Regions from separate parts of the Homo sapiens genome. Here region 2 is linked to region 1. Evidence: chromatin loops called from intact Hi-C (ENCODE). Cell type or tissue: breast epithelium. All regions are shown on one strand. Links, peaks and the distances in the headings refer to the core of each region. The heading gives the core; the rest is flanking DNA. Region 1 has its middle 42 kb from the start of SLC22A23. Region 2 has its middle 120 kb from the start of SLC22A23.

Region 1 (15,754 bases), core at 8,824-11,323:
TATGCGATCAACCTTTTTAAAGCTTCCATACATGAGTATGAACACGCCATGTAAAAAGGGGAAATTTGGATGCAGAGACACACGTGTAGGGAGAGTGCCATGTGGACATGAAGATGGCCACCCGCAAGCCAAGGACGGAGGCCTGGAATAGAGTCTTCCCTTGTGGGTCTCAGAAGGCATCAACTCCACCAATGCCTTCATCTTGAACTTTTTTCTCTAGAACAGCGAGACAATAATCTCTGGTGTTGAAGCTACCAGTTTGTGGTAGCTCCTGGCAGTCCCAGGAAATGAATATACTCACACTGTCTCTTCTCTATTTTACTGCCAAACTTCCTGAGAAAGGGCCAGAAGGAGCCCATCGGCCACTGTCATCCCTGATCTGCAGAGTCACTGGCAGGAGCCTATTGATGGGCTTTGCTAGGGTCAGGAGCCCAGAGGGAATTCCTCTGGCTGTGGGCAGGGTGGCGGTTGGTCACATGGCCAGCTCTCTTTGGAAGGAGGGAGAGTTTCTTCTCACAGAGGACCTCTCACCCCGAACCCAAGACTTGAGAACCCACCATGGCCAGTACACAGTATAGGGTACTGTAGGGACTACATTTGATTAAATTGTCTGTCCTGTAGACATTTGCAGACTGACTGGTGAAGGGAAAATCTTGATAACCTGATAGGTGGAGCATTCTGGGGCCATCTACCTCTCTTGTGGTATCAGCTTATAGTCCAATCTCTTCATCCCGCTAAAGATCCAGCCTTCTCTGCCCCACACCCAACTTCTTTCAAGAGCTTAATGAACCATCCATCTTTTGCTGAAGGCTGGGAGATGGAGGAAAGGGCTGCATTGCCTTACAGAGGAAACCTATGCCAACACGCCCTCCAAACTCCTCTTTCTCTTTCTCTGCAGAAATCATCCAAACCCTCTTCTTCATCTTCAGGGCCTCCATTTTATCATCCTCTCGACACCTCTTCTCACAAATTTGGCAGCTGGCCTGTGGGTCATCAAACGGAAGCCAACTGAACGGCACTGTCAGGGAGGTCCAGCCTGAGACCCCTGGAGCACCGCTGCCACTGAACAAGTTGGGTTTATCACGAGTTGCAGTGTGGGAGGACGCCCACCATGGGAGACATGGGGTGTCTCCATAGGAGGGTGTTAGGAAGGTTCCATGATAGGATTTGAGATTTGGTTGGATGATTTGGGGAGGCTGTCAAGAAGTGGAGGTCGGCTCTAGATTAGATACTGTCAGAAAGATGGGCAAGTCTGTGATTGGGTGTCTCAACAACTCTCTATAAGGAAGGGAGATGAGAACAAGACAGAGCTGTCATCAGCAAAGTGGTAGTCATTCATTTTAGCCAAAAGAAGGGCTTTAGGGGGATATTTTTGTGGGTGGCATGGTGACCTTGATTTTGGTCTATGCTTATGCCGTCACCTTGCCTCATTGTGTCATGGTTGCAGACTGGCATCTGAGATTGATATTCTGTGCTGCGGTGTATGCCCAGCTGTGAGTATCAGGCCAGTCTCTGGATGTCAGGGGTTGCAATTTGTTCATTTTCCCTGCACCACATTAAAGAAAAACCAATTCATTCAGCCAATTTCATTCACCCATTATTTTTCATGCACAGCTCTAAGCTGCAGTGAGGGGGTCTCAGTTTATCTCATGCATCCCCTGTATCAGGTGAGGGCATACAATAGGAGCTTTATAATGAAAGAGCAGGATGGATACCCATGCATTGGTTCAGCCAGCATACCTTTACCAAGGCCTCCTAAGAGCCAGGCTACCCTGGGCGTGAGCAGTTCCTGGATGAACACTACTCCATCCCTAAGATGCCAAGCTGTTTGCTACAAGTATTTGGGGTGTCGGGGTGAAGGGGTTGTATTTGTGTGTGTCTCTGTGTCTGAATCTTCTCTTATAAGGATATCAGTCTGACTGGATAAAGGTTCATCCTAATGACTTTTTTTTTGACATGAAGTCTCGCTCTGTCACCTGGGCTGGAGTTCAGTGGCATGATCTCAGCTAACTGCAACCTCCATCTCCCAGGTCCAAGCAATTCTTGTGCTCCCAAGTAGTTGGGACTACAGGCATGCACCACTACTCCTGGCTAATATTTGTATTTTTAGTAGAGACGGGGTTTTGCTATGTTGGTCAGGCTGGTCTTGAACTCCTGACCTCAAGTGATCCACCCACCTTGGCCTCCCAAAGTGTTGGGATTACAGGTGTGAGCCACTGTGCCTGGCCGAACTAATTTAATTACCCCTTGGGGTTAGGGCTTCAACACATGAATTTGGGGTGTGGAGTACAGCTTCATATCATAGATGGAGTCATACAGGAGGAGGTAAGAGTACTTTAAGGTGTCCCAGGGATAAGGTAGAGATGGGTAGGGTGCTCTGCAGGCTGCAAGGACGGAGGAGCAGGCATTGCCAAATGAGAACACAGGTCTCAGAGTTTTTGGAGGGGCAGTGATGGGCCAAGTCATCACAGATGAGTGATGACTCTCGTGGGCACAGGGGTTGGGGGAGGGCTGTGGAGAGGTGTCCTAACCACGAGAAGGGGAAATAGGTGTGTGGAGGGAAGTACAGGCGGGGCAGCTGGTGCCTCTTGTTCCCTGTAAAATTTGGGGAAGTTAACGGAACTCTGGGCTCTCCACACCCAGGTACTGCTTACCCTGTAGGAACTGCCTGTCATCCTGAGCTTTCTAAGAACGTGCCCTCCCGGCTGGGCATGGTGGCTCATGCCTGTAATCCCAGCATTTTGGGAGGCCAAGGTGGGCAGATCATGAGGTCAGGAGTTCAAGACCAGCCTGGCCAACATGGTGAAACTCCATCTGTACTAAAAATACAAAAACTAGCTGGGCATGGTGGTGCATGCCTGCAATTCCAGCTACTCGGGAGACTGAGGCAGGAGAACTGCTTGAATTGAGACCCGGGAAGCGGAGGTTGCAGTGAGCCGAGATGGCACCACTGTACTCCAGCCTGGGCTACAGAGTGAATCTTTGTCTCAAAAAAAAAAAAAAAAAAAAAAAGAAGAAGAAGAACGTGCCCTCCTGAAACTATGGAAGAAAATAAAATGTTGGTTATTCTGGGAGGATTGTGACAAACAGGCACTGAGAACTGGTTTGGCAGCTGGCCCAGGAGTGTGCCCACTCTGGATGGACCCTCTGGGGGTGTTCTGGTCTTGGCTGTTTTTATGTTTACCTCTCCACCCCCAGCCCCTTTCACAGGCTCAGATCTCAGCTCCATCCCATGCCAACTGGCTAACTGAGCAGGCGACTTCCTAAGCTCAATTTCCTCATCTGGAAAATGGGACCATGCCACCTGCTCCCAAGGGCTGCCCTAAGGAATATGTGAGGGGCTTTCGCAGCAGCTGGCTCAGCCCTCTTTCTTTTCCTTCCTCCATGATTGTGGGGGAGGCAAGGAACACACCTGAAAGAGACAAGGGACACTCAGAAGCAATCCATGCACAATCAGCTCTGCGGTACTCTTCAAGATGTGCTGACTCAGAAGCTTGTTACAGCCCAGAACATTCAAAGGGCCTCCAGTAAGCTAGAGAAGTCATTTCGTGTTTACTATAAAAAGGAACCTTGAAAGTCAGCCAGTCAACCCTCCTATTTTATGGATGAGGAAACTGAGGCCCAGGTATGCTTTGACTTGTCTCAGTCACTCAGCAAATAATTTACAGAGCTGAGAGGAGAATGCGGGTTCACATAAAAGACATTCAAACGAACAGGTTTGCTCACTCAGGGCCAGAAAGGAATCATAGAACAAACAACAAACATGTTAAAAATTTATAGATATTAGCTAATGTTTGTACATGGTCTTTACCATGTGACAGGCATTTATTCTAAGTGCTTTATCCCTATTAAGTCAGTCAGTTCTCTTTACAATCTATGAAGTAGGCAGTACTATGAAGTGCTCGCATTATTTCCCTTCTAAAGATGAGGCACCAATAAGTAATTGCCCAGGGTCACGGAGTTAGTGAGTTGTGGAGCAAGGGTTTAGATAGAGGTGGTCTTTCAGAATCTATGTTCGTCACCATTATGGTTTACTGCCTTGTAACCAGTGTAGCCAGTGGTTCTCAAAGAGTGGTCCCCAGACCAGCAGCCCTCACATCCCCTGGTGCTATGGTTTGAATAACAGTGTCCCCTGCAGAATGCATGTTGAAACTTAATCCCTAATGCAACAGTATTAAGATGTATGGCCTTTGGGAGTGATTAAGTCATGAGGGCTCCACTTTCATGAATGGGATTAGCACCCTCATAAGAGGGCTCTAGGTTAAAGAGAACTCTTGCTTGCTCTTCTGCCTTCTGCCATGTGAGAACACGGTGTACCTTCCTTTCAGAGGCTGCAGCAAGAAAACACCATCTTGGAAGGAAAGAGCTGCCCTCACCAGACACTAGTCCTGCTGGTGCCTTGGTGTTGGACTTCCCAGCCTCTGGAACCATGAGAAATAAATTTTTATTGTTTATAAATTACCCAGTCTGGGCTGGGAGTGGTGGCTCATGCCTGCAATTCCAGCACTTTGGGAGGCTGAGGCAGGTGGATCACCTGAGGTCACGAGTTCAAGACCAGTCTGACCAACATGAAGAAACCCCATCTCACTAAAAATACAAAATTAGCCGGGTGTGGTGGTACATGCCTGTAATCCCAGCTACTCGGGAGGCGGAAGCAGGAGAATCACTTGAACCTGGGAGGCAGAGGTTGCAGTGAGCCGAGATCGCGCCATTGCAGTCCAGCCTGGGCAACAAGAGCGAAACTCTGTTTCTAAATAAATAAATAAATAACCCAGTCTGTGGTATTTTGTTGCGGTAGCACACATGAACTAAAACACCTGGGAAGTTGTTAGAAATGCATTATTGGGCTGACTCAGACCTAACGGAGTGGGGCCCAGGGCTGTGTCCCCCAGGTGATTCTGATGGATGCCCAAGGTTGAGAACCACCACCTTCAGTGTTTGCCTTTCTTTCCCTCCAACCCTCAGAGAACTTTTGCTGGAAGTGGAGAAAAAGGTTAGGAAGATCCACTAGTGAAACTGGAAGTTTCCTGGAGGACACACTTGGACCACTGCTTTTGCATTTTAATGAGTATAAGAAATGATCTAAGCTGGGAAGGTGCCATATCGGTATTTCATCCATTTCTTTCTGCAGAAGTAAATTTGGGGCTTATTTATACTTTTCCTTTCCCCCCCTTGTCTAAGTACCTAGCACAGAATGGAGCATTGATAATCAATAAGCTTTTATGCGGCCCCTCAATGACTTGTGTTCCACACAAAGCTAGCCTGAATGCAATAGGTCACTGAGGGGTACAGGCTTTCTGGATGGAGACTGCAGTTTGTGCCATGATGAGCTAGTGAAACACTCAAAGCTTGGCCTGCTTTAATGCTATTTTCCTGTCCTTCTCACCCCCTGCCTTTCTCTCTCTATTCCTTCTCTCCCTCCCTAACTCACTTATTTTTCTTTCTCTTTCTGACTTTCTTTCTTTCTTTTCTTTCTTTCCCTCCCTCCTTCTTTCTCATTCTTTCTTTTTCTTTCTTTCTCTCTTCTTTCTCTTTCTCTCTTTCTTTCTCCTTCCTTCCTTCCTTCCTAACATTCCAGCTTCATTATTACCATTATTTTTGAGATGATTAAAAGAAGACACTTGACACTAATTTGGGGAATTAATCTCAAGAGCAGAGATAAAAACTTGAATCACGAAAAACAAAAGCAAAAACCCCCAAACCTGGAAAGAAAGAAAGAAGAGATCATGTGCTAACTAGTTGGCTTATCAAACATTTGACTCTTTTTTTCATCTTGACAGTCACCAGGAAAGCAAATTTGTACTGTAGAATGACCATTGCATATGAGTGAACTCTGGTGTCTACTGGGAAAACCAACACCTAAAGTGTGCAAACTTGAGTAACCAATTTGAAGGCTTATAGGGGAGTAGATGACTAACAACAAAATAGGATAAGCTGTTTCCAGCTTACAAGAGATGCCCTGGAAGTGTTAAGGGAATATGCTGAGAGGCACCATGAGATAAGAGTGAAAAATGGAGCCTTATTCAATAAACAGGGTTCAAATCAGAGGTGAGAGGGAGACCCATGAGCATAATGAAGTCTGGATGAATAGAAAATAAAATTTACTTTCTTTTACCCTGTTTATTATGTCTCTCCTTAAAATCTTCATCATTCCTTTAAGAACAGTTGATAAGACGTTAGTTGTAGCATCTTGACAAAGATAAGGATATCTGTAGAATAGCTAAGCAAATTAAACAATGTTATATTAATTTCTGGGGTAAGGGGTGGTTCTTTCTTAATTTAAAACACTTATTTACATGAATCTAACCCATTGAAATATAAAATCTTTCCAAGCAGATAGCTCATTGGGCCTACTTCCATAAATATATAAAAAAGGAAGGCTGGGCGTGGTGGCTCATGCCTGTAATCCCAGCACTTTGGGAGGCCAAAGTGGGCAGATCACGAGGTCAGGAGATGAAGACCATCCTGGCTAACACGGTGAAACCCCGTCTCTACTAAAAAAAATACAAAAAAACTAGCCAGGCGTGGTGGTGGGCACCTGTAGTCCCAGCTACTCAGGAGGCTGAGGCAGGAGAATGGTGTGAACCCAGGAGGCGGAGCTTGCAGTGAGCCGAGATGGCACCACCGCACTCTGGCCTGGGTGAAAGAGCGAGACTCCGTCTCAGGAAAAAAAAAAAAAAAAAAGAAACAAATGACTATTTGAAATTAAATCCTATCTGCTTTTTAAGGAGGAGGGACTCTCTTAAAGGATGCGTTAGAGAGTAAACACAAAATGCTGTACTGTTAAAGGAAAAACCTCCCCTTCATTTCACTGAGTCCTTTGATTTTGGATTTGTAGATGAGAGCTCAGAGCTTACTTTGGGCAGAAGGGCTAGAAGAGTTGAATAGCAGCTCTATGAGATGGCTTGAATGTTTATGTTCCCTCCAAGATACATGTAGAAACTGAATCCCTAATGCCACAGTATCAAGGAGTGGAGGCTTTAGGAAGTGATTAGACCATGAGGGTTCTAATAATGGATGGCATTAGTGCCTTATGAAAGGGCCGCAAGGAGCTAGCTGGGTTCTTCTGACATTCTGTCCCTTCTGCATGTAAGGTCACAGCCTTTGTCCCCTCTTTCAGAGGAAGCAGCATGCAAGGTACCATCTTGGAGGCAGAGACAGAGACCTCTCCAGACACCAAACCTGCTAGTGCCTTTATCTTGGACTTCCCAGCCTCCAAACTGTGAGAAATACATTTAAGATGTTTGTAAATTACACAGCATGAGGTATTTTGTTATAGCAGCATAAATGGATTAAGATATTGGTTACCAGAAGGGGGATGTTGCTACAACAAATACCTAAAAATGTGGAAGGCTGTGTGTTCGCCCTCCCCTCCTGATTCACATCTTCTGTTTTTTCTGTTTCACATCAGGGCAGTGGAGAAAGCGGAGGAGTAAGGCAGAGAACTGGTCAGGAGGCTGCCTGTGCCCCCACAACCCCCTCCATGTCTCTGAGCCACCTCAGGTGAAGCTGGAAAGCAGCAAAAGACTGAAATTGGATGAAATTAAAGACTTGATTCAGATCCAACTGGACTAGGCCAACAGATCAGGAGACAACTGGCATTGAAAAGACAGCTTATTGGCCGGGTGTGGTGGCTCACGCCTATAATCCCAGCACTTTAGGAGACCGAGGTGGGCGGATCACCTGAGGTCAGGAGTTTGAAACCAGCCCAACCTATATGGAGAAACTGCATCTCTATTAAAAAAAAAAAAAAAAAAATTAGCTGGGCGTGGTGGTGCGTGCCTCTAATCCCAGCTACTTGGGAGGCTGAGGCAAGAGAATCACTTGAACCTGAGAGGCGGAGGTTGCAGTGAGCCAAGACAGCGCCACTGCACTCCAGCCTGAGCAACAAGAGCGAAACTCTGTCTCAACAACAACAACAACAACAAAGCTTATTAATCACAGTTCCCAAGAGGAGGGGGCATACCATGCGATGGGGGCCACATGGAGAAGCACCAAGGTAAGTTGGGGGCAGAGGGAGCAGGGAAGGCATGGGTCAGAGCCTTCATGGTGGTTCTGCAGGAAGGAACAGGTCAGGCAGGGTAAGCAGGTTTAGGATTGGCCAGTTTGGAAAATTTCAGTAGGCTGTGGGCATAGGACCGCCCCTGGCTATCCGGTGCCCGCCCTGGGGTGATTGGGGCAGTGGGTGAGAGCCTGAAAATGGAGGTTGTTGGAGGTGTGAACTCTGGCTTGGTTGGTTGGTTTGTATTTGAAAAGCAAGCCCCTGAGAGGAAGCTGTTCCCCAAGGAAGGGGAGAGCAACAAGGGAAGCAGGAGGCCAAGGCACAGTGACTCGGGCATCTTACTGGGTTGTCCAGTATAAGGCATGTTCAGCATCTCCATGCAGGGCATGTGTTAAAGCATCCAGTTGGCAGAGTCTGGAAACATGGCAAACATGCAAAGCCAAATCACCTCGGGAAACCTTAGCCATAGGAGCCTGGGAGTCTGGGAAGGGTGATTTTTCAGCCTTATGGTCTCTGCCATCTAGAAAGTCTAACCAGAAGAAAATTGGAACTGACAAGGAGCAAGCCAGTCCACCATCAAGCACACACAAATCACACAGTCCACACATATAGAAAACATAGAAACACAAACATAGAAAGAAATTAGAGGTCAAGAGTAAACATTCTAGTCATTCTGATACTTTCTTGCACTGCAATGGGTCCAGGTGCAGGCCTCTCTATGGAGATCACTGTTTAAGATCAGTAATTAAAAACCACATGGCAATGCCTCTGTTAGGACACCCTTATGCACAGCAGAGGGCTTCTCTAGATGTTAAGCCGTTTGGACCCAAACACAGCTTCATAAAGTGGGCCTGCCAGGTGTTATCCCCATTTCTACATGAGGAAACTAAGGCTCAGAGAGGGTACGTTCCTAACGAGCCTGCAGCTTGAGTTCTGGTGTCTTCTTGGCCGCACACTATAGGGTTGCATGAATATTCTAGAAGTCTCTGCAAAAAAACTGTGGTCTTATATCTGGGTTTTAATAATTGCGTATATCTTTGATTCTCTTTCAACTCAAGGCTGAATGCTAAGTAAATAGGAAGAAAACTCTTTTGGAACTTCAGGTAAAATATTATCTAACGCTGTAATTCCATAACACTTCATATATTTGAAAGGCTGTGTGAAGGCAGCCTCTCCTAACTTCTTGATTTGCCTTTCCAATACTAACGAGCACATCAATGGAGGGAGGCAATTTCTGACTTCTGCCATAAAGCAGCCATGGTATCAACTTTCATTACTTCAAGGATGTCCAACCTTTTGGCTTCCCTGGGTCACACTGGAACAAGGAGAATTATCTTGGGCCACACACAAAATACACTAACACTAATGATAGTTGATGAACTAAAAAAAAAAAAAAGTTGCGAAAACATCTCGTAGTGTTTTAAGAAAGTTTACGAGTTTGTGTTGGACTGCATTCAAAGCTGTTCTGGGCTGCATGTGGCCGGTGGGCCATGGGTCAGACAAGCTTGCATTACTTTTCTCAATTCAGAGCTGTGAAAACATGTAAAATACAGAGCCTTAAAATTTTTTAAGTCATGTAAGCAAATTCTAAAATAGAAAACAGTAGAACAGGTTTGGTTCTGTGCTGGGTAGCCTGTTTCTAAACAGATCATGTGTTTTGAAAAAAAAAAATACTCCATAGAGATTTAAAAAAAACAAGTTGAAAGACACCCTGAGGGAACTCGGTGACTCAGACTGCAGACAAATAAATTACACCTTTGGTTCAGACTAATTCTGTGTGCGCTTCTAAAAAAAATATGCAAACAGATGTAAAGAGTTACTTAGGGTTTAATGGGTTTAATGTATTAATCACCATGTTGCAAAACCAGGATACTAAGCTAGCAAATTTAATTGTGGAAAGAGAATCCAATTGCAGTTTTCATTTATCAGGGAAATATTTACCTCCATTTCCATTGGATTTTTATTACACTAATGAATAGTTCTACTTCATTGAGACTTCTGTGTCACTAGAGAAATCAAAATGCTTAGTTTACTTTTCTTTTTTTTCTTTTTTTGAGACGGAGTCTCACTCTGTCGCCCAGGCTGGAGTGCAGAGGTGCGATCTCGGCTCACTGCAAGCTCCGCCTCCCGGGTTCACGCCATTCTCCTGCCTCGGCCTCCCGCGTAGCTGGGACTACAGGCGCCCGCCACCACGCCCGGCTAATTTTTTGTATTTTTAGTAGAGACGGGGTTTCACCGTGTTAGCCAGGATGGTCTCCATCTCCTGACCTCGTGATCCGCCCACCTTGGCCTCCCAAAGTGCTGGGATTACAGACGTGAGCCAACGTGCCCGGCCTACTTTTCACCATGGAATTGGAAAAGAAACATTTGGGAATCAGCTGGAAAAATGACAACTAGCCCAATGGGGAAAACCCACAGGGACTCAGCAGGTTTGTTCATGCTTCCTGTTTATGTGAAGGAGTCCCAGATCACCTCCAAAAGAAATCTGTTTTTAAAAAGGAAGGGGATCCAGTGGGGTATTCTCTGCCAGCCTCCAAAGTTATGGAGATGTGGTCAATGCCGATACAATATAAGCTTAGAATCACAGGGGCAGGAGAACAAGATCATTCTTAGTCAATTAAAAACGTATTCTCTAGATTACTAATCTTTGCTGGATTCCATGGAAGAAAACAATACTTTTCTGTGGCCTCAGAGAGCTTAGGTTTTCATCTGAGTTTACCTAGAAGATTCACCATCCTTGTAAGGGAACAGAAAGAGAGAAAGTAAAAAACAAAAGGATCTCAAGTCTGAGGTTTGACATGTGGTACTCACAGAACATTCCTTTCAGCAGCTGGTGGCCTATTCTTTCTATTGATTAAGAATGTGAAGTTTAAAAAAACAAAATATATCATTCCATTGTCCCCTGGCTTGCTAGTTTCTGATAAGCAGCCCCTTGCCTGAGACTTTGTTCCTCTGTTTAATTTTTTTTTTTATCCCCCTCTCTGTCTCTTTTTAACGATACTCTTCTTGTCACTGGTTTTCAGAAACTGGATTACAAAGTGCCCTGGTGAGGTTCTGTTTGTGTTTACACTATGCGCTTAGGCTGCTTGTTCAGTGCCTTTGATCTGTGGGTTTATAAAACTTGAAACGTTTTCAGCCAAAAAAAAAAAAAAAAGAAGAAGAAGAAGAAGAGCTTCAGGGTCAGCAAGACTCCAAATCAGGCTGAAAGCTGAGTTAGCAGTGGGATCTTAGAGAAGTTCCTCAAATGGTCTGAGTCTTGATTTTCTCATTGGTAAACTGGGGATAATAACACCAACCTTGCAGAGCAACTGTAAGGCCTAAATAAACCAGGTAAACGTGGCAAGACAGAATTCTGCAATATATTAGCCGAGTTTCTCCCCATATGCACGCTCCTTCCCAACCACAATTTCTATCACCTTTGCCCTCTGTTCTCTCAAAGTGTGTGTGGCCTTCGGGGAGGGATTTGTGGGGGATAGCTACAAAAGGGTTAACAGCTCAGCTCTTGAGCTCCAAGTAGGCTCTCCCCTTTCCTGTTCTTAAAAATGTTATTGATATGCAAATATAACACCATGCAAATATAAATACTATGCACAAATCTGAAGTGCACAGCTTGATTATGAAATATATGAATGTCTAAACTGAGAGGCCCACAGAATGCCCAACACGGTGGATGAGAAAGCACCCTCACTAAAACACACTGCTGAAATATTAAAACACTAATAACAAGACACGGTACTAAAGGCTTCCAGAGAGGAGAAGAAAAGTTCACATGCAAAGGCAAGAGAATTGGAATTTCATAGGGGCCTCTCAGAGCCATAATGGAAGCCAGAAATTCAGGGGGAAATGACTCTTATCTTACTAAATTATCCATCCAGAGAGAGGATGTCTCTCTTGTGAGGCATGATTTAAAAACATCTACTCTCATGTACCCTTTCTTCTGAGTTATTAGAGGAAAATAAAGCGGTATACCAAGAATGAGGAAGACAGGGGCTCCAGGGAACAGAGCATCCCAAAGCAGACAGAAGCACAGGCCACCTCTGGCAGAGGCATGTGGGGACCAGCACAATCTCAGTCTTCTCGGTAGGAGGACTGAAGGCTTAGGAGAGAAATATCCTGGAAAAAGATGGAATGGATCAGTTACCTGATGTGTTTGGTCATGTAGGTAGACAATAATATTCAGAAAGGTTTTATAATTCTGTTGAAGGATTAAGGAAGAATTAACAACAAACCAAGCAAACAAAAATGATTAGCTATCCAAATGATAACTATTAGTGTTACTAGATTATTAGATTCAGGGGAAAAATTAAAATTGTAAGTGAGGAATAAATGAAATCACAGTTCCTGACCATCATACTGTTAAGTGCAGACTATTGATCTAGTCAGTATTGGGAAGGTGGAGGAGGAGGGACTGCAGACTGAGGGGCTGAGAAGATGCAAGATACTAAATGCTCGTTTTCCATAGTAAGAAGTCATTGGATGATGTCTAAAATGGATAAATCAAGAAATAATATTTTAATAATATTATTTAGAATTAAGGCTGTAAATACTAGAATGGCAAAGAGTTAAAAGTGTCCGTTTTCATCACAAGGCTTGTGGTTCTCTTTGATTTTAATCATGTACATATATTTCTTTGATGATTTTAAAAAATAAGTTGTCGAGGAAAAGGAAATAGTCTTGAGAGAAAATGCTTTGGATTTGCAAGAGCATAAGCTTGAGAATCTAAAAAGGTTACCCTCTGAGGAGATAGCCATAAAGTTCATGCCATAAACAATGCATTAGAAAGAGAATCAATGGCTAGCAGCCTGATGCGCCTTTTGGATCTAGATCAATGTCTGAGACAAAGTCGGTGGAGAGGGAACCAGAGGGGTAGGTCCGGGTGTGGGTAGTGGGTGGACTCCACAGTGCCCCGCCTATCTTTCCACTTTGTAGACCAAGTTGCCTCTGGTGAGAAATGATAATTGAAGCCTCAGAAGAGTTTCAGAATTTGAGAGTCTGGGGGCCTTGTGTTTCATACCCCAGAAGTTGAATATCACAGCAAAAGGTACAGAGAAGACCTCTGCCCCTTGGTAGCAGCGGTGGGCACAAGATGGACATGTGGCCAGCGTACGGAGGGTCCCCAAGAACTCGCCTATCTCCCCTGGCCCCAAGAGGCACAGGAGAGCATTTGAACACTTCATTATCCCCTCTATTAGGTGGTTCCCAGTAGCCCCCAAATCCCATGTGACTTGAAACAATGAGGTTTTGTTTCTTGCTTCTGCTACATCTTGTGTCTGTTTCACATTGTCCTCATCCAAAGACCTAGGAAGCCAGAAAAGCCACTGCATACCCCAGACACAGGGAAAGGAAGGTGGAGGCTTACTCCTCGGTTCTCACAGGCTTCTACCTGGAAGTCACACACATACATTTCTCACCCCTTTGAAGTTAGGCGACCTTATGTCATGTTTTGGCTGATGAGATGTCTCTGCTAAAGATCTCATCAGCCCAAACATGACATAAGGTCGCCCAACTTCAAAGAGAAGTGTAATCTATGTACCCAGAAGAAGAGAGCTGGAAGTGAGCCTGAGTGAGAGCTGGTGAAGCTGTGTTCTGAGTTGGTTCCTGCTGGGGGGTTCGTGGTCTCGCTGACTTCAAGAATGGAGCTGCAGACCTTTGTGGTGTTACAGCTCTTAAAAATGGTAGGAACCCAGTGGTAGCAAGGTTTATTGCCAAGAGCGAAAAGACAAAGTTCCACAGCATGGAGGGTTATGCCAGCGGGTTGCCGCTGCTGGCTGGGGGGGAGGTGGGGGTTGGGAGAGGGGAGGGGGGGTTGGACACGGGGGGGTTGGGAGAGGGGAGGGGCGGGGCAGGGGGTGGCAAGTTTTATTCCCTTATTTGTCCCCTCCCGTGTTCCCTTTCTGTCCTGTCAGAGTGCCCTGCTTTCAATCCTCCCTGCGACTGGCTACTTTTAGGATCCTGCTGATTGGTGCGTTTTACAGAGCGCTGATTGGTGCATTTTACAGAGCAGTGATTAGTGTGTTTTACAGAGTGCTGATTGGTGCATTTTACAGAGCAGTGATTGGTGCATTTTACAGAGCACTGATTGGTGCATTTTACAATCCTCTTGCTAGCTACAGAGTAGAGTGCTGATTGGTGCGTTTTTACAGAGCACTGATTGGTGCATTTTACAATCCCCTGCTTGCTACAGAGAGTTCAATGGCATGTTTTACAATCCTAGTTACAGAGTGCTGATTGGTGTGTTTTACAATCCTCTTGTAAGACAGAAAAGTTCTCCTCACTCGACCCAGGAAGTCCAGCTGGCTTCATCTCTCAAAGCCACAGGCTCCTCCAGGCTGGGGAGAGGAAACAGAAGAACGCATAGGCTGCTGTGCAAGAGGATGCCAAGCCCTCACATTTCCTGGGAGATGCCAGTGGGGACTGATTCTAGCTCCCAAGGGTGAATCAGGAGAAGCACACCCCGGTGTGCATGGGAGCAGAGCGGGAGATGACCTCAACCAGACCCCTCTCCCAACAGCTGAATGCTGCCTGCACGTCACTCAGAACATCGACATGCGCTGGGAGAGAAGGAGTCAGCACTGGATTGGCTGCATTTCACGTGAAATGACTGTCTGGGGAGTCATTGCATTAACTTTTTTGCCTCTGAGCAGAATGGAGGCTTGAGGTAGAAATGAAATGCAGTTAAAGTGAAAATGTGGCCTTTTTGCACATTTGCGTTTTGTGCCCTGTGACACTAACCTGCTCTGTGTGTAAAACCCACAACGTAGTGGCTGGCAGGGAGAAAATGTCTTGTCTGGAGAGGTGGCCGCTAAGGCTGTTCTTCATTCCCTTTTCTACTCTAAAATTGGTTCTTGTCCCACAGCTTCCAGGCTGAGCACTCAAGATACAGTAGCCAGGTCTTTAGGGAGAGGAGATGGTGCTGGGAACATACTTCTATTGTTTGTGGCATAAAGCTGGAAAGCCCGGTGAGATGCAGTTGTCCACACCCTTGAAGCTTGGAGACCTGAGCACCCTCCTGCCCTGTGCTTTGTATCCATCACCTTGAAAAACACTTTAACCACTGACATTGCAAAAGTATCATGTGTTTGATCTCACACTCCCGAGTGAAAAAGTGATTCCTGCCTGTCTACTTTCTGAACACAGAAGGAGACATTAAGGAGTGGTGTCTCCCTTCAGGACATGGTGTGGACAACGCTGGTAGGAGGTGACCTCCAGAGGCCGAGTGACAAGAACACTGATGCAGAAGCTAGCTCTGGTCCTGTCTGCCACCGCCTGGAGGGGTGGCCCTAGGTAAACCCTGACTTCCTCTGGAGCTTGATTTGCTCATCTGCCACACCAGTGGCTTCGACTGATGGCCTCCCAAGGTCACTTCTGTTTTTAACATTTGGGTCATTTATGGCCACAGAGACCCAGGGAAAGGGAGGCAAAAGCAGAAGAGGAAACAGAAATGAGAGAGGAGAGAAGGGAAAGGAGAAACTGAAGAGAGAACAAGAAAGAGGAAAAACAGGAGAAGACAGAAGAAAAGCCAGTGCTGTATTTGTTGAGAATAAAGGACCTGCCTTGACTTTCTAAATCCTTAATGGAGGTTTATTAAATGCCAGAACCACGGCAGAGTGAAGAGGCCTAAGCAATGCATCTCAAAATAGAAGGTTCGGTATTTATTTGGAAGACAGTAATTTCATTTCCAGGGAGAATTTTCAGTAAAAAGGTTTACATGGGCCATTAAATTCTTATCTTTCAATGTATCTGCCTTAAAGC
Region 2 (15,754 bases), core at 6,941-9,440, 72 kb after region 1:
CAGTTTCAGCAACCACACCAAAACTTAGTGGCTAGATCTCATGGTTTTGTGGATGGACTAGGAGTTTCTTCTGTTTTATGTTGCTGGGGCACTGGGATAAGTTGAAGTCCCAAATGATCTCAATCACTTGCTGGCAAGTTGGTGCTGCCCATTAGCTGGGAGCTCAGCTGGGACCGTCTGCTGGTGGTTTTAGTTCTCCACATGAGCGTTTCCATGTGGTTCCTTGGGCTTCCTCACAGCATGGTAGCTGGGTTCCTAGAAAGAGCATTTCAAACGGCAAAGGTAGGAGCTGCACATCTCTTAAGTCCTAATCTTAGAAGTTACAAAGTTTCACTTCTGTGCTAATCTTTTGGTTGAATAGGCCACTGGGCCAGTCCAGATTAAAGAGGAAGGAAAATAAACTTTAGCTCTTGATGAGAGACTGGTGGGGTCACTGTGTACCAGAGCACTTGAAAGCCTGTGACCTTTACCTGCTCAGCAGAGCACAGGTATTTGCATTCATAGATATTTGCCAGCCTTGAAGGAGTCGCTGCTGGCAACACACAGGGCATTTCAAGCTTGCAGGCCCTTGACCTTACACGTTCCTAGAAAACTAAAGGCTTCCTTTTATGGGGACAGTACAGGTGATTCATTGATTTTTGCTTTAATGACGAAGGCAACCACTTCAGCCCTACTCTGTAATTTACAAACTTCAATGAACCTAATGTTGTTTTTTGAATGGAACAGGTTAACAGGTTTAGCTACTGTTCAGAGAGGTGGGGAGTGTGTGTGTGTGTGTGTGTGTGTGTGTGTGTGTGTGCATGCGCGTGTATGCAATCCTGCATGGTGCATGGTGCATGATGCAGAGAGGCCTATTGCAGGTTGCAGGCGCCTGTGCTGAATGCACACACTGACCCAGCTATGTGAAGGTCGTCTCATGGCTGCTTCAACACTTAGGAGTGTTACTGAGAGTGCAGAGTCCAGATTGCTGAGGAGGCAAAACGGAGACCACTGGCACAAACGTCCTAAGGAATCCCACGATGGGAGGGCCCCTCAGGACCTCACATGGGGCCTGCTCACCCTTGTTTCAGTTATAAGTGTGGCTATTCCGTTTCCCATCCATGGCGGGTTAGAAACAGCAGGTGAAGTGGGATCGGTGGCAGGAGACGCAGTCCGAGCAAGTGTGTGCAAGGCCATCGTGATGCTTCCTGTTGGTGGACAGAGGCCACGGCTCAGAGCTGTGTTCCTCCCCTCCCACCCCCGAGCCACAGGCGTGAGATATCTGCTGTTCTCTCTCCTAAAAGGGACTCCCTGCAGCAGTCAGGATTAAGGCCTGTGACTGAATGACCTCAGAACACAGTTCGATTTGTTCTTCTTTGGGCATTGGGCAGGTTTTTTTAAGTTAGAAATTTTAAAAATAATACTGTTCGGAGTAAGTAGTTTTAATGATTTGGGATGAATTTTATTTTTCAGAAACAATCTTGTCTTTAACCAAAAAGTGAAGTTTCCACCTGATATAGTTTGGATATCTGTCCCCTCCAAATCTCATGTGGAAATGTGGTCCCTGGTGTTGGAGGTGGGGCCTGGTGAGAGGTGTGTGGGTCATGGGCAGGTCCTTAATGAATGGCTTGGTGCCCTCCCCGAGGTAGTGAGTGAGTTCTCACTCTATCAGTTACCTGGAGATCTGATATTTTTAAAGAGGCTGGCATCTCTGTCTTGCTCTCTCTCTCCATGTGACATACCTCGTCTCCCTCTGCCTTCCGCCATGAGGAAAACTTCCTGAGGCCTCCCCAGAAGCAGAGGCCAGAGCCATGCTCGTACAGCCTGCAGAACCGTGAGCCACATAAACCTCTTTTATTATCAATTATCCAGTCTCAGGTATTCGGTTACGGCCATGCAAAACAGGCTAACGCACCACCCATGTCCTGTAGTGACCGAATTCCTACTGAGGATGGACACACAGATGGACAGACGTTGCTTCATTTTAAGTCTACATTTTCAAAACAGTTTTTGTTTCGTGGGTTCATTAAGTAAGCATGACTGAGTCACTGGCCACAGGGTTGAACTAGGTCTCCAGCCACCATCTCTCTCTGTAGGTTGGGCTGACACCATGTGACGCAAAGCCCCAACCTTCAATCATGGTTAGCCTTTCTGGCATGGCCAGCCCCAGCCTGAGCCATCTCCTTAACTTAAACTATCTAGGGGCCCCCAGATCACCTCATTAGCATAAACTATCAGGGCCCACCATAAGTAACAAAGACAATCGTATCACTGGGGAAATTCCAAGGATTTAGAGGCTTCCTCCCAGTAACTGGGGACAAGACAAAGGCTGTCCAAATTGATCACACGGGAGTGGCTATACTATATTCACTGTGATCATTGAATGATTCTGAAATTCACGTATTATTTTCACATTTCCACACCACTGAAAGTGGGACCGAGTTTACAATTGCTGTGGCCCTTATAGTCGTTGTCATCCTCTCAGCTACACATCAGAACTTGGAAAATGGGAATCAATCTCAGAAGAAAACACTGAGCACCCTTTTAAGAACTACGCTATGACCAAGGCTCTTGCTGATACAGAGACCATACTACATGGAAAAGCATGAACAGCAACACTGCTAAACACAAACACTATTCAAAAGTGTTGCACTCTGAAGGAAGGTGAAGGAGTTTTAGGGGCACCTTGACTAATTTGTTTCCTTATAGCTGGCCTGTTATGTAAGTGCAAACCTTTTCTCCCCTTAGTGGTACATAATGTAGTGTGTATCTTATCATTGATGGTGTGTAGTATTCAATGAAATATGGAGTTTCATAATGGCTTTTTTCTCTGAGTATATTATGAACATATTTCTACATCAAAGCGCTTCATGTTTCTCATAATATATAATTTTATTGCATTGGTATATTATCTAACACGCTTTATTTAACTGATTCCCTACTAGATATGTGTGCTCTTCTCATTTCCACGGTTGTAACCAAGACTGAGGCATATGTGGCTGTGTTGTTATGTTTTGCACACTTGTCCAGTTGCTTCTTTAAGATAAATTCCTAGAAGTGTAATTTATGGGTCCTACTGTGTCTGCATTTTAAAAACATGCTGCCCATTTCCTTTTAGAAAAGCCATAGCTCTCCACTCTCTCCAGTGGTAGTTGGTCACTGGCTGCCACACCCAGGACCACTCTGTGTTTTCTGTCTTTGTCATCTGTCAGTCTCCTGCAATACTTAACCTCTTCTGTTCTACTCCCAAGGATCTTGTTTCAGTGTGAATTTCTCTGATTATTAGTGAGGTTGATTATCTTAAAAATATGCTATTGGCCATTTATTTGTACTCCTTTTTAATAACTGCTTATGTGTGTTCATTGTACTTTCTTTCTTTATTGAGTTGTCTTTTTTCTCATATGAATTATAATATTTCCCCAGGTTTTGGATTGCCTTTTCATTTTGGCTTAACTACCTTTTAATTAACACGTTGTCATGTCACATCCAGACAAAAGACAAAACAGACTGGGTGACAGCTCAGAGGGAGCTGCCAGATGGCCACCAGTGCCCCCTCGGGGGAGGCAGGCAGGCTGGGTAGTGGCCACCCAGGGGAGGGGCTGCCAAGCCTGCTCTGGGTCTGAGCTCCTGGGTGTTTCAGCATCCCATATGGGTAATTGGCAGTCCCATTGTGCTGAATTCACGAGTCTGAGGCTCCCAACCTGGCGAGGGCTCTGCAACATGGCCTTGCTATATGTAATCCAGGCTCACAGGGTGGAAGTGCATTGTACATCTGAGCTCGTCCACTCCTGTATAAAATTGGGAAACACATCCTCAGTAAGCAACAGAACAACAACCATGTCCACAGGGTGAGGCTGTCCAGGAGGCCTCTGATGAAGCTTGAATCCGTGAGCTGGCATTCTTTTGACCCTGCTGTTTATCAGCAGAGTCCTTTCCCTTATAAGGGGAATTCTCTCTCTGTACCTCAGGGCATCTAAGCCTCCACACTGGATGTTTTATTAGAAAGCAGTGAACAGGCAATAAGCCCCTTGACAGGACAGTTCTTTGTTGCTCAGAAATCGCTCTTGGCTACCTGTCTAAATCACTGGGGTAAACATCAGGAAACCTTTTAAAGGGGTCAAGAGAGGCCGGGGCACCTTGAACTGCAGCACCTACTCTCTTATCAACAAAGGCAGACACTGGTCATCTCATTCAATACAGCCGACTGCAAAGGAAGCTCTGCTCCATTTCTCAAAATGGATGATATTCTTGTATTCTGAGATGTCTACTTTCAATAAAACAAAGTCATAATATTTGTCAGGAGAAAGTAAGGGAAAGGAAGCTGACATTTATTAAAGACACACTGTGCTCCAGACCCTGTGCTCAGCGCTTTCCAGTGTGCAGACTCAGTCGTGGTGAGCCGCGTATACGGCTGAGACCTGCATTTAATTAATAAGAGACTATTATAAACATCATATAGTACGTCAGAAACAATTAGAAAAGATGTTCTCCTTAAGGCCTCAAGCGTCAAAGGAGAAAGAAAAATTAAAGACACTGAAAATGGTGCAACTTTTCCTAATCATTCAAATCAAATCATACTTTTGCTTCATTTATCTACACACACACACACACACAGAGTCATGCGTTGCTTCATGATGGGGCTATGTTCTGAGAAAAGTGAAGTTTTAAGTAGAGTAAGGATATGGGGATAACATTTGGGTTTTTATAGGATCCTTCTTGCTGAAGTGTGGAGAATGGTTTGAAGGGCACCACAGTAGAAGTTTTAAGATCAGTTCAGGTCTTCAGCTTTCTGCTCATTAAAATCTTTGTTCGCTGAAGTTTCCAGCCTAGAAAAGAAATTCTAGACATTGTAAACACACAGCATTCATCTTTGGACATCAAGAGTGCTCAAGGGGCAACAAGCATGTGCCCACCTCCCTGAATTCTGGCTCCCATCCTCCCTCCCTCTCCCCTCCCTGGCACCCCCTCTCGCCTCCCTGGCACCCTCCTGCACTCTCCCCTCTGTGGCACTCTCCCTCCCACTCCCTTCCCTCCCTCTCTCCTCTCCTGCACTCTCCCTCCCTCTCCCTTTCCTCCTTCTTCCCTTTCTGGCACCCTCCCTCCTTGTCCCCTCCCTCCCTCTCCTCTCCCTCCACATCTGCTGCAGATCCTCCTCTCTCCTGCTCTACCCACATCTGCTGCCCTTTTTGTCATAAAAAAATTACATAACACCATCTTCCTGGCCATTCTCCTCTGCCAATATCAAATTAGTTATCTAAATTTGATTCGTTAGGGAATCACGTTTCATTTCAGCTTTTCTTGAAATAGAAGCATTTTAATAAATTATATTCAACACACCAGTATAAAATATAAAAGTAATTCAATTTCTTAACACAAGTCTTTTATTTTCTCATAAAATGAAGCAGGGAAGTCTCCTAGGAGAAGCTCCTTGCCTTGACAGCACCCTCCTTGCAATCTGTGATCTCCCTGTACTCATTCGCACGGGTTACGTTGTGGCAGATTCTGCCATAGAGAAATGACAAAGGAGTGATCACAAAAATGCACTTAAAAGTGCTTTGCAGCACTCTCCTCACCCCCTGATATGAGGAGGGGTTAGCGAGCCCTTCAGGGGTGGGTGGTCATTCTGCTCCTCTGGGTCATAGGCAGGAGCCCCTCCTCCTCTCGTCTTGGCCTGTGGTGTGGACCGTGAAGTGGGTTGTTCTCACATTATTCCTACTCTGGAAGAATGGGAAGGGGTTGTCCTCTGGCAGAAGATAAACATCTGCTGAGTTCAAACACTCTTATTGCACTATATGGAGAAACTAACAAGCTCATCAATGCATTTCATTATTGGTCTGAAGATTAATTACATCTGATGGTAACAATTGTGGCTTCCATTATCGCAGAAACTGTCTGCTGAAAGTGACGTTGCTGGTTATCTGTCATCTTAATGTGAGGAATTCTGGCAAAGGGGCCCTGGCGTGACGTTCCCAAGCATTCCCTACCTTCACCCTAACTCCCCAAGCAGCCCTGCCCATTCCCAGCTATATAGCCACCCTAGGACCAGGAAGGACTGCCTTGTTTTTCTCTGTAGTAGATGAATGACAGAGGGGCAGATGCAGCCACCCTTTTCTTGATGTGCCTAGGCAGGTGTCCTGCCTGCCCTGGCTCGGCTCCACCAAGCCGATGGATATGCTGTGTACCCTGCGGCCACCTCCTGGGCAGCAGGTGGCCCAGATCTGTCTGTGGCTGTGCTTGCCACCTTGCTGGGTGTCACGGCTCTTTGCTCCTTGGCCCGTGGCTCTCCCTTTGACCCCTCTCTGGTCTGCAGCACTTGGTGTCTGCCCATGAACTCCCTGGGTTTGAACCTCCCCTGGGGACTTTTTGGCTTACCTTGGCTGGGCTCGGGCTGTCTTGTGCTAATTCTGGTGGAAGAAACATCTTGTTCTTGCTGGAAATAGAACCTTCTCCTTATCTCCCCCTCCACCCACACACACATGCCCATCGCTCTCCACCAAACAGGGAGTCAGCACCTCCATAGGCTGTGAGAAGACTGAGCTCGATTCTCCTGCTCCAACAGCCTAGAGCTACGGTAATCCAGGGCATGGGGTCAGACATCAGTGGCTCTCAAACTTGAGCGTGTGCAAGAATTCCCTGGAGGGCTAGTGAGAGAATCTGATTCAGTAGGGCTGGAGCAAGGCTGGGAATTTGCATCTTTAACAAGTTCCAAAGTGGAGATGGTGTTGCTGCTGCTCAGGTGTTTGAGATGCGGGCAGTGGCCGCCAGTGCAGAGGAGAAAGCTGGCCACAGCCTCTGTGACCTACAGTTGGAGCTGGTCATGCCTAGCATGGCCCACCCTGGGCCACAGGGCACCTTTGAGCAGCTGGCAAAAGACCTGGCTAAGACATCATTTGGATGTTCGCGGTGGAGGTCAGAGCCTCTTGGGAGAGGAGGCTCTTCTCCTCAGCCTAAAGCCAGAGCCACTTTTACTGCATAGCTAGAAGGGCCAGAGAAAGAATGCGGGCTCTGGGGGAAATGAGCCTTGCTCGGAATCCTGTCTCCATGACCTCCGGTTTACTCAGCCCTTCTGGGCCTGCAGAATAGGACAACTGCATCTGCCCCATACGGTTGTTGTGGGGCTTTGATGAGACACATTCTAGCATAGCTGGGGTTGAGAAGGAGCCCACGAAGGATGGCTGCGATGATGAATAGCTGCCCAGCAGCATTTCTTTCCAACTCCACCCTTTGGCAATGAGTGCAAAGGCCGAAGCCTTATACATGGGGTCACCTCAGTACTCCTCTGTGCCCTACAGAGCTTCCATTAGGACCTCCCGCCGCACCCCTCAACAGGCACTGGGGAGAAACAGGAATCAATGACACTAACACCCCCCACAGCACTGGCAGAACGAGGGAAAGGGAGAGGGAGCCACAGCCAGCCACGTGCTTACTGTGTGCTGGCGTTGTGCTACTTGAGGAAGGAATTCTGTTTCCATTTTACAGTTGAGGAAACAGAGGTTGAGAAACTGGCTCCAGGGAGAAGCAAAGCTCTTGGATTACTTCCAAGCCCCTCATTTATTTTGTAGTTTTTTGAGATAGAGTCTCGCTCTGTCGCCCAGGCTGGAGTGCAGTGGCGTGATCATGGCTCAAGTGATCCTCCCACTTCAGCTCCCGAGTAGCTGGGACTACAGGTGTACGTGCCACCACACCCGGCTAATTTTTGTATTTTCTGTAGAGATGGGGTCTCGCCATGTTGCCCACAAGTCCCTCATTTTAGAGGTGAGAAAATCAGAGAAGTTGCATGCCTTTCCCAAAGACACACAGCCGTTTTAGTGATAGCATTAGGGCAAGCCTCAGTTTCTAAAAACTGGATTTGTCTCACTGTCTCATGGCCTCCTCTTCACTCCTTCCCTTGAGTAGTTAACCCAGGAGAAAAGGCGTGGTGTGACAGCACTGGGGCCCTAAAGACATTTTTGTTTGTTTTGGTTTTAACAAATTGAAGTTGGCGTTGGTTTTCCCCTTTAGGAAGACGGGGAGAGTCTCTTTTGATGACAGGCTTTTGAGGACTATCCCCGTTACACCCGCAGTCATGCTACATCCGAGGAAGTTATTACTGACCAGTGATCCTTGTCAAAGGCAGCTGTCACTGCGAATACATTTGAATCCCCCAAATTTTGTGAAATATCCTGCCCCAGAGAGGTCACTTTTATAGACCAAGTAATGCATGATACACAGCAACTCCAGAACCCAGTGAGGGATTTTCAGGTCAGCAATGGCTGGGGAAGAGATCTCAGCTCTGCAAAATTAGAATTGGCCCCTACAGGGCAGTCTTAGCCTCCTGATTCACATAAAGGGGGATCTCTCTTCTTGATTTCCTATATCCTCCCTAACTCAGTCACCCTCCCTTTCTCCACTCCCTCTTTTTCTTTGCAGCCTAAATAGAGCCCATAGGAGAAGGCTGCTGAATAAATAGTGTATTAAATAAGGTAACTGAAGTGTGAACCTGTGCAAATATTTTAGTATTTTATTTTTAAATCATCTAGTAGTAAGATGTCTTCACTAATTGAAAACCCATCACAATCTAATTGCATGTTTCTTTCTGTCTGAAGGTCACTGCGCAAATATGGGTGAAGCATCTTCCACGTGGCAGGCATAGTTCTGGGCACTCATACATCAGTGAACAGAACGTGGACTCCTGTCAGCCTCATTTCAGCAGTGAGGAGTGAGGTGATCAACAACACACTTAATAAATAAGGAAGTTTTTCAGGTCAGAAATGCTAAAAAAAGGGAAAAAGTAGAACAGAGAAGAGGGATTGGAAAGGCTGTGGTATGAGTGTTGTGTGAGTGTGTATATGTGTGCAAGTGTGTGTGTATGAGTGTGTACGTGTGTTGGGATTATGTTGGATGAGCATGTGGGTGTGTTTCCTGCATGTGTGTGTGTTTATGGGTGCATGTGTGGGCGTGTGGGTGAGAGTGGGGGGGGGCACTTTTATATGGGGTGCTTAGAACAGGCCTCACTAGGAGGAAAGCTCTGAGCCAGGGTGTGAAGGAGGTGACGAGGTGTGCTGTGTGGAATCTGAAATGAGAAGGGGAGAGGCTTTCCTCTCTAGGGATTTTTGGTTCTGATCTGCAAGCGGTAACTCTCTGGAAATGGTGTCAGAATGAAGACTCCTGCTCATGGAAACATCTGGATATTCTCCTATTTTCTTGGTAGGCTTTGCTTAAACACATCAGCTGCTCATATTGAATGGGATTTAGAAACATGTCTTTTTTTGTTGTTTTTTTTTTTTGTTGTTGTTGTTTTTTGAGACAGAGTCTTGCTCTGTTGCCAGGCTAGCCTGCAGTGGTGCAATCTCGGCTCACTGCAAGCTCCACCTCCTGGGTTCATGCCATTCTCCTGCCTCAGCCTCCTGAGTAGCTGGGACTACAGGTGCCCGCCACCACGCCCGGCTAATTTTTTGTATTTTTATTGGAGACGGGGTTTCACTGTGTTAGCCAGGATGGTCTCGATCTCCTGACCTCGTGATCCGCCACCTTGGCCTCCCAAAGTGCTGCGATTACAGGCGTGAGCCACCGCGCCCGGCCAGCCTGTCTTTTTAGAGGCGACCTGAGCCCTGCTCCGGGACTGATTCTGGATGCTGTCTGGGATGACTTGGATGATACTGATCTCCATGAGGGCAGAGTGGGCTCTGCACTTGCTGGGTTTGCTCTAGTCTGGCTGGAGCAGACTCACTGGTAACCAACCTCTTGTAGTCAGCAAGGCCAGATAGGGACTGGGGACAAGGGCAGCAAACAGAAATGCTCTGTCTCCAGCGTGGCACAAGACAAATGTGAAGGAGGGATTACCTGAGGGAGATATGAAACAAAAAGCCAACACCTGATGGGCAGTGTCCCTCCCACCTCACTGCCTCGGAATCTTAGATGAATCTTAACCTGTCCTGAAGAAGGATGACACAGCAGCCAGTGTTTGATTTGTGAAAGGAATCGCTTTGTGCATTTGATGTTGAAATACGTGCAGATCCCCCAGGCCCTGGCTCCTGCTGGGGTCTGCCAGGCCAGCTCAGCAGGGTCTCTACCTACAGGGATTAGCCCCCAGGAAGGGCTGCTCTCCCTGGCACCATGAGGATGGGGATCTTGCCTCACGTGGAGTAATTCAGAGTTTGGCCACCAAGGTTTTGTCGTGAGCCTTTTGTGCTGGGCAGCACAGCCAATTCCTTGTCTTGGATTATTCACAACCAGCTGCAGCCCCCACAGACTCCAGTGTGGTGAACACAGAGGAGAGGACAGCTTTACACACAGTGTTGCCAATGTACGTGCCTACCCCTAGTTCTGTGGAAACCAGGAGCTCTTGTCAAGTTCCAATTACTGCGGTCCTTAATGTGACCACAGGTGGAAAAATGGACCCTTGTAGCTTGGCTCCCTGCTGTGTTTAACTTGAAAGATATGCTTTCAAAAAATCCCTGTGGAGACTGAAAACTCCATAGAGCCAGTTGGCGCCCTACCTACATTAGAATAATCATCCTCGGTCCAAAGGCATAGGGAATTCTTTAGAAACATCACAGTGATGCATGAAACAGGAAATGCAAGTGGTTTGCCGCGAAGACACTCAAAATGCAGTTGGACAGCAATAGCACCCTTTCTCTTTTGATATTCAACTCCAAGTTTAATTACTGCTCAGAGAGATATGGCTGAAAAGTTGCTAGCATATAGAATTTTTCTATTTCCATTTCTTTTGCTGCTTTGACTTGCAGAGTCAGTACCACTCTTTGATCCAGGCAAGGGGGATTCTGCCTCTTCCCTGTCTCTGGTGGCTGGAACTGTAGTGTTCTCAAGTCATAGCTCCCTGAGCCTTGTCCTAATGTCCCCGCCGTCATCTCTCCCTTCTGGGATAGTCTCCAATCCACTCTCTGCAGGTGGGGTCGACCAGATGGCCTGGAGCTAGGGCCTTGCCTAACAAGGTCATCCCGTAGGGGGCACCTGGCACGCAGACCACTGTCACTGCCTGGGACAGTACTTCCTTTACGGGATCACATAAACTTGGGCAGCCAGAATGATGCTGATGGACTAATGTTGAGTGACTTACATTGTTTCTATAGATAAGGGCGCCACACAAAAAATGGTTGCTCCCTGTTCCCCGTAGCAGATGTGCATAGAGTAAATTTCCACAAATTCTAACGTCCTGATAATTTGGCCAGGAGATAGTTTGACATTTACCTTTAGACTATTAAGTGTAAAAGCAGTCTGTTAGGCAAATGATAAGCAAACAATGGAAAGGGGAAAAGGTTGATGTGTTTAAGAGAAAAAAGTTACTCTGAAAATCTTTAGAGTTTCTGTCCATCAGTGATTGATCTAAATTTTAATGAATTCTCATCAATTAATTACAGGCTTATGCCTGTAATCCCAGCACTTTGGGGGGCTGAGGCGGGAAGATTACCTGAGGTCAGGAGTTCGAGACCAGCCTGGCCAACATGGTGAAACCCTGTCTCTACTAAAAATGCAAAAATTAGCCCAGCATGGTGGCAGGCGCCTGTAATCCCAGCTACTCGGGAGGCTGAGGCAGAAGAATCACTTGAACCTGGAGGCGGAGGTTGCCGTGACCCAGGATTGCACCATTGCACTCCAGCCTTGGTGACAAGAGCGAAACTCCATCTCAAAAAAAAAAAATTAGTATGTGCTATAAGGACCTCTGTACTTCATTGTATATACTTAAAAACTTTACATTTATCCCTTTAAAATAATCTCTTCAGACTTTCAGAGCTTTCCATTGCTATTCCCAAGCAATGTTCGTGAAATTATGTAGCATATTTAGTGATCCTCTCTCTTCATTTATGATGGATCTCCAGATAGTTACTGATGTTTTAAAATATACACATCTGCTTAATTTTGTTCCTCCCTTTTTATTTTCCCCAACCCTCACAAAAAGACAGCATTTGGAAAATTTAGCAGACACTAGGCTGAGATCAGGGCAGGCAAATTCGACATCTGACTCTGGAGCAAACCTCTTCCCTTCTCTGTTCTTCGGGGTCCTCATTTGTTTAACAAATGCTGTTAGACCGGGTCCACGGTTTTTGAAAATATTTCAGTCATAGAATCTGTTCTTCAAACCAAACCTTATCCACGAAGCCTGGTACAGAGAACAGACAGTGGAGTTGCTGGCTTTCGGTTTTCGTTGTTTGGTTTTCCATTGCTGTAAGTGTCGGGGCTCAGTGCGGTGTCCCCCGGGGCATGTCTATAGAAAATCCCCATGGCTCCAGGGAGTCCAGTTTAAAGCCCACCCAACTAAATGAGGTTCTTCCTCTCTCAATCCTTCTGTTGGATTTAAAGGTATTGATGGAGGAATTCTATGGTGAAGAATTCCCAATAATATGAGAAATTGCATCATGGGGGTTATTATAAATTCAGCTTTTTCTATTTTGAGTTTCTTTAAAATAAAGTATACTTGTGTAATTTTTGTTACAACAGCTAATCTATGATCATAAATAGATCAAATGGCTTTAATGCTTCTAATGAAACAGTCCGTCTAGCTGGAAGATACTGGCATAATGAAAATCCCTGACTCTAGCCAACAGTGAGGAACGTGCCCCCACAGCCAGCTCCCTCCCCTGCAGGGCCTGAGGGCTCAGTGCGGGATGGGGCTGCAGGGCTATCTCCTCCCGTATGCCCTGAAAAAACAGGACTGCTGAAGGCCTCAGACCTTCAACTTGCTCCTGAAAGCGTGACCACAGTGGAGACGCATCTGCAAAAGCAAGTTGACAGATGCAGATCTCAGAACTGAACAGAAGCCTCTCGACAAACGTCTCTTATTTGGCCTTGGGGACAGGATGAGGGGGAAGTGGTGTCAGAATTGGCTGTGTAGAAACCAAGGCCTAAGCTAGGTAAGAGGCTCAAAGGCTCTTTGTGTTATAAGATTAAGGGACCATCAGGGGAAAAAGAGAAATGAAGTAGGCAATAGAAAGAAATTAGACTTTCTTTCTCTCACAACCACCCTTCAAAGTATGTATTATCATTCTTATTTTACAAAAATGGAAATGAGCTCAGCAATGTGCTTGTTACACAGTCAGTCAGAGCTGGATAGATGTTTTTTGTTGCTTTTTTTTTTTTTTTTTTTTTGAGACGGAGTCTTGCTCTGTCGCCCAGGTTGGGGTGCAGTGGCGCGATCTCGACTCACTGCAAGCTCCGCCTCCCGAGTTCACGCCATTCTCCTGCCTCAGCCTCCCGAGTAGCTGGGACTACAGGCGCGTGACACCACGCCCGGCTAATTTTTTGTGTTTTTATTAGAGACGGGGTTTCACCGTGTTAGCCAGGATGGTATCGATCTCCTGACCTCGTGATCCACCCGCCTCGGCCTCCCAAAGTGCTGGGATTAAAGGCGTGAGTCACCACACCTGGCCGATAGATGTATTTTTTATCTCATTAGAAACAGCCCACCTTCCTGGGTTATAGAAAGAAGCAGAGGCCGAGAGCCGTCGACCCTCCCAGCTCCCGCCTGTGTTCTCTTCTTGGTCCTCTCCCATCCTGAATCGACAACCAGCAAATATGACAATCCAGATGGTGGTCCTACCCGACTTAAGCCTCTCTGGGCCTCACGTTGGAAGCGCCCCTTTGCTCCCAGCCTGAGACTCAGTGACCTGAGCCGTTAGAAGGACAGATGGGCTTTGGGGGACCGAGTCTACACCAAGACGTCAGGACATCGCTAGGAGAGCTCTTGCCTCCAGCACACACGTTCCCTGGGAGTGAGGTTTGTGTGTGTCCTCCCTCACTGAGGAATGTGGGGGCTGTGGAAGCACTTGAGCAGGAGTCTGCAGAGGGTGGACATGCTGCTGCCGGGGAGCTCGCTCTGGTGCTCAGCTTGGTTTCTCCGGGCTTGCTTTAAAGGGACCCATGCTGCAAAAATCGTGACTATAGCAGCACCCATAGGGCCTTCAGGGCAGAAACCTTCTTTTGCCATGCACTTTTACAGGGTCAAAATTTATTAGAAGATTGCGCAGGCTCTGAGAGGTCCTAATGTGTGCCTGGGTATTGAAAATTGGGTGAATGGGGCCCACGGAAGAACGCTCTCTGGGGAAAGTCTGGAGGGGACAAGAATAAAAAGTTCCTCCACTACTCAGATGTAAGCAAACTGCAGGAAGAGGGTTCTGGGGAAAACACATTGAGGTTTAATACTAAGCCACCTGGAAAGAGTGGGTTGCTTCTCTCACACCAGGAGAAATTCTGCATAAATGTGTCAGGCCTTACAAGTTTACACAAGCAGGAAGCCTCTGGGTTAAAATGCTCCCAAGGATTAAAACCCACAGGGTTCTGATGCTTTGCTTGGTCGGGGTGGACACAGCACCACTTTTCCTGGGCTCCTCAGCCCCAAGGGAAGGATGCTGGCCAGGGTGTGGAGATTAGTGGTTTGGAGGGGGCTTGCCTGCCCGATCCCTGTGAGTGACAGAAGCCCTGCCCACCCTCGGCAGGACCACAGTTTGCTTAGATGATGGTTGCCCCTGGCAGCCCGTGAGCTCAAGGCTTGACATGTCGAGCTGTCCTCCTCCCCATCCTTATTGCTGGAGATGCTAGAAGACGTGTCCCCAGCACTCTCAGACCAGGCTGCTCTTTTCCCTTCACAGCAGGACACGGATATCACCTTGGGGCCTTGGTCACTGGGCTGCCTCCTTGGCCTGCCTTTCCCCTCACTCCGGGCCGCACTGGGCTTCTGTGATTGGGCGGATCACGCCGGCCTCATGTTCCTTCTCTTGTCCCTCTCTACCCCTCATGAAATTGTGCTCCTTCAGAGCATACAGGCCGTCAGGATGCGGGGTAGGGTCAAGACTTATCAGACTGAGCGATGAACACCTTGGCTTCTCCATCAGACCCCGTGAGAACCACAATGGACACGTGTCAGGTAGCAGCAGGCGATTTACAAAGGCTTTCACAGCCTCCTGTTTCTGTAATCCTTACAACTGTTGGGCAGAATAGGGCTCTTGACTCTCTTCCTAACCTGGGTCTCACATAATGTGCTATCTTGTGCTACACACGAATTTCTTTAGTCTTATCTCCTTAACCGGGCTGTGAGATCCCTGATGGCAGAAGCTTTGTGTATTTTTGCTAATAACATTCATTCAAAGTCTTTGGGCATTCACGAGCCTCCCTCCCCTACTCACACAAAAAGAGGCATTCTTAAATGAGGAGGAAGAAATTAACTTTTCCAGGTGAATGCCTGGCTTTAAATCGGCTCTTTCCTGGAATTCTATCTTTAAATGGTATATACGTGTATAATGTTGTATGGAAAACATATTTCATTATGACAGCAGAAAAATTAGAAGGGTTTGATGAAGGATAATGAGAGTGCAAATCCTTTAAAAAATATAACAGATATCTCATTTTTAAAAGTCTGCCATTCTACACTAACAGTATTTTTCATGCCAAATTTTCTCAATCTGAAGTTTGTTGTAATTATCGTATGTTGGTTACAAGTTCTCCTGTGAGGATTTTCTTATATTTAAATTTTAAGCATTTATTAAATTACAAAAATAATATATGCTGTGAGTCACAACAGGGGTTGCCTATGGGGAGAGGATTGATTGGAAGGAGACACAAGGGAACTTCATTGCCATGTGGCTCACCCGGGTGTAGACATTTGTAAAAACTCACTGAATTGTACACTTAGAGCTGTGTGTCCCACTGTATGTAATTTCATTTCAATAAAAAGAAATAATGTATGTTTAAAGAATCAAGCCTGGAAAACACAAAAACACGCAAAGAAAATATCCACACAGTATTCATGCAAGTTAAGATTTCTAAAGCTGGAGTTTTATTG

The links. Hi-C counts contacts between places; a loop is a spot of excess contacts. Peaks named below come from ENCODE experiments on the same cell type or tissue, not always from the same donor. Only the 100,000 strongest peaks of a DNase experiment are listed, where the experiment ranks them.
Region 2: it touches region 1 in a loop (16-fold over the local background); 1 of 110 quality-filtered maps calls a loop at or near these places.

The regions. Positions count from the first base shown.
Region 1 is chr6:3,491,095-3,506,848 of GRCh38, forward strand. No RefSeq gene overlaps it. Among named protein-coding and RNA genes, the nearest start is that of SLC22A23, 42 kb to the left of the region's middle. In breast epithelium, for the core only: no CTCF peak of the experiment used is centred there; no DNase peak of the experiment used is centred there; H3K4me3 peaks cover 213 bases; H3K27ac peaks cover 1,943 bases.
Region 2 is chr6:3,565,002-3,580,755 of GRCh38, forward strand. No RefSeq gene overlaps it. Among named protein-coding and RNA genes, the nearest start is that of SLC22A23, 120 kb to the left of the region's middle. RefSeq lists enhancers at 3,585-4,087, 14,132-15,043. In breast epithelium, for the core only: no CTCF peak of the experiment used is centred there; no DNase peak of the experiment used is centred there.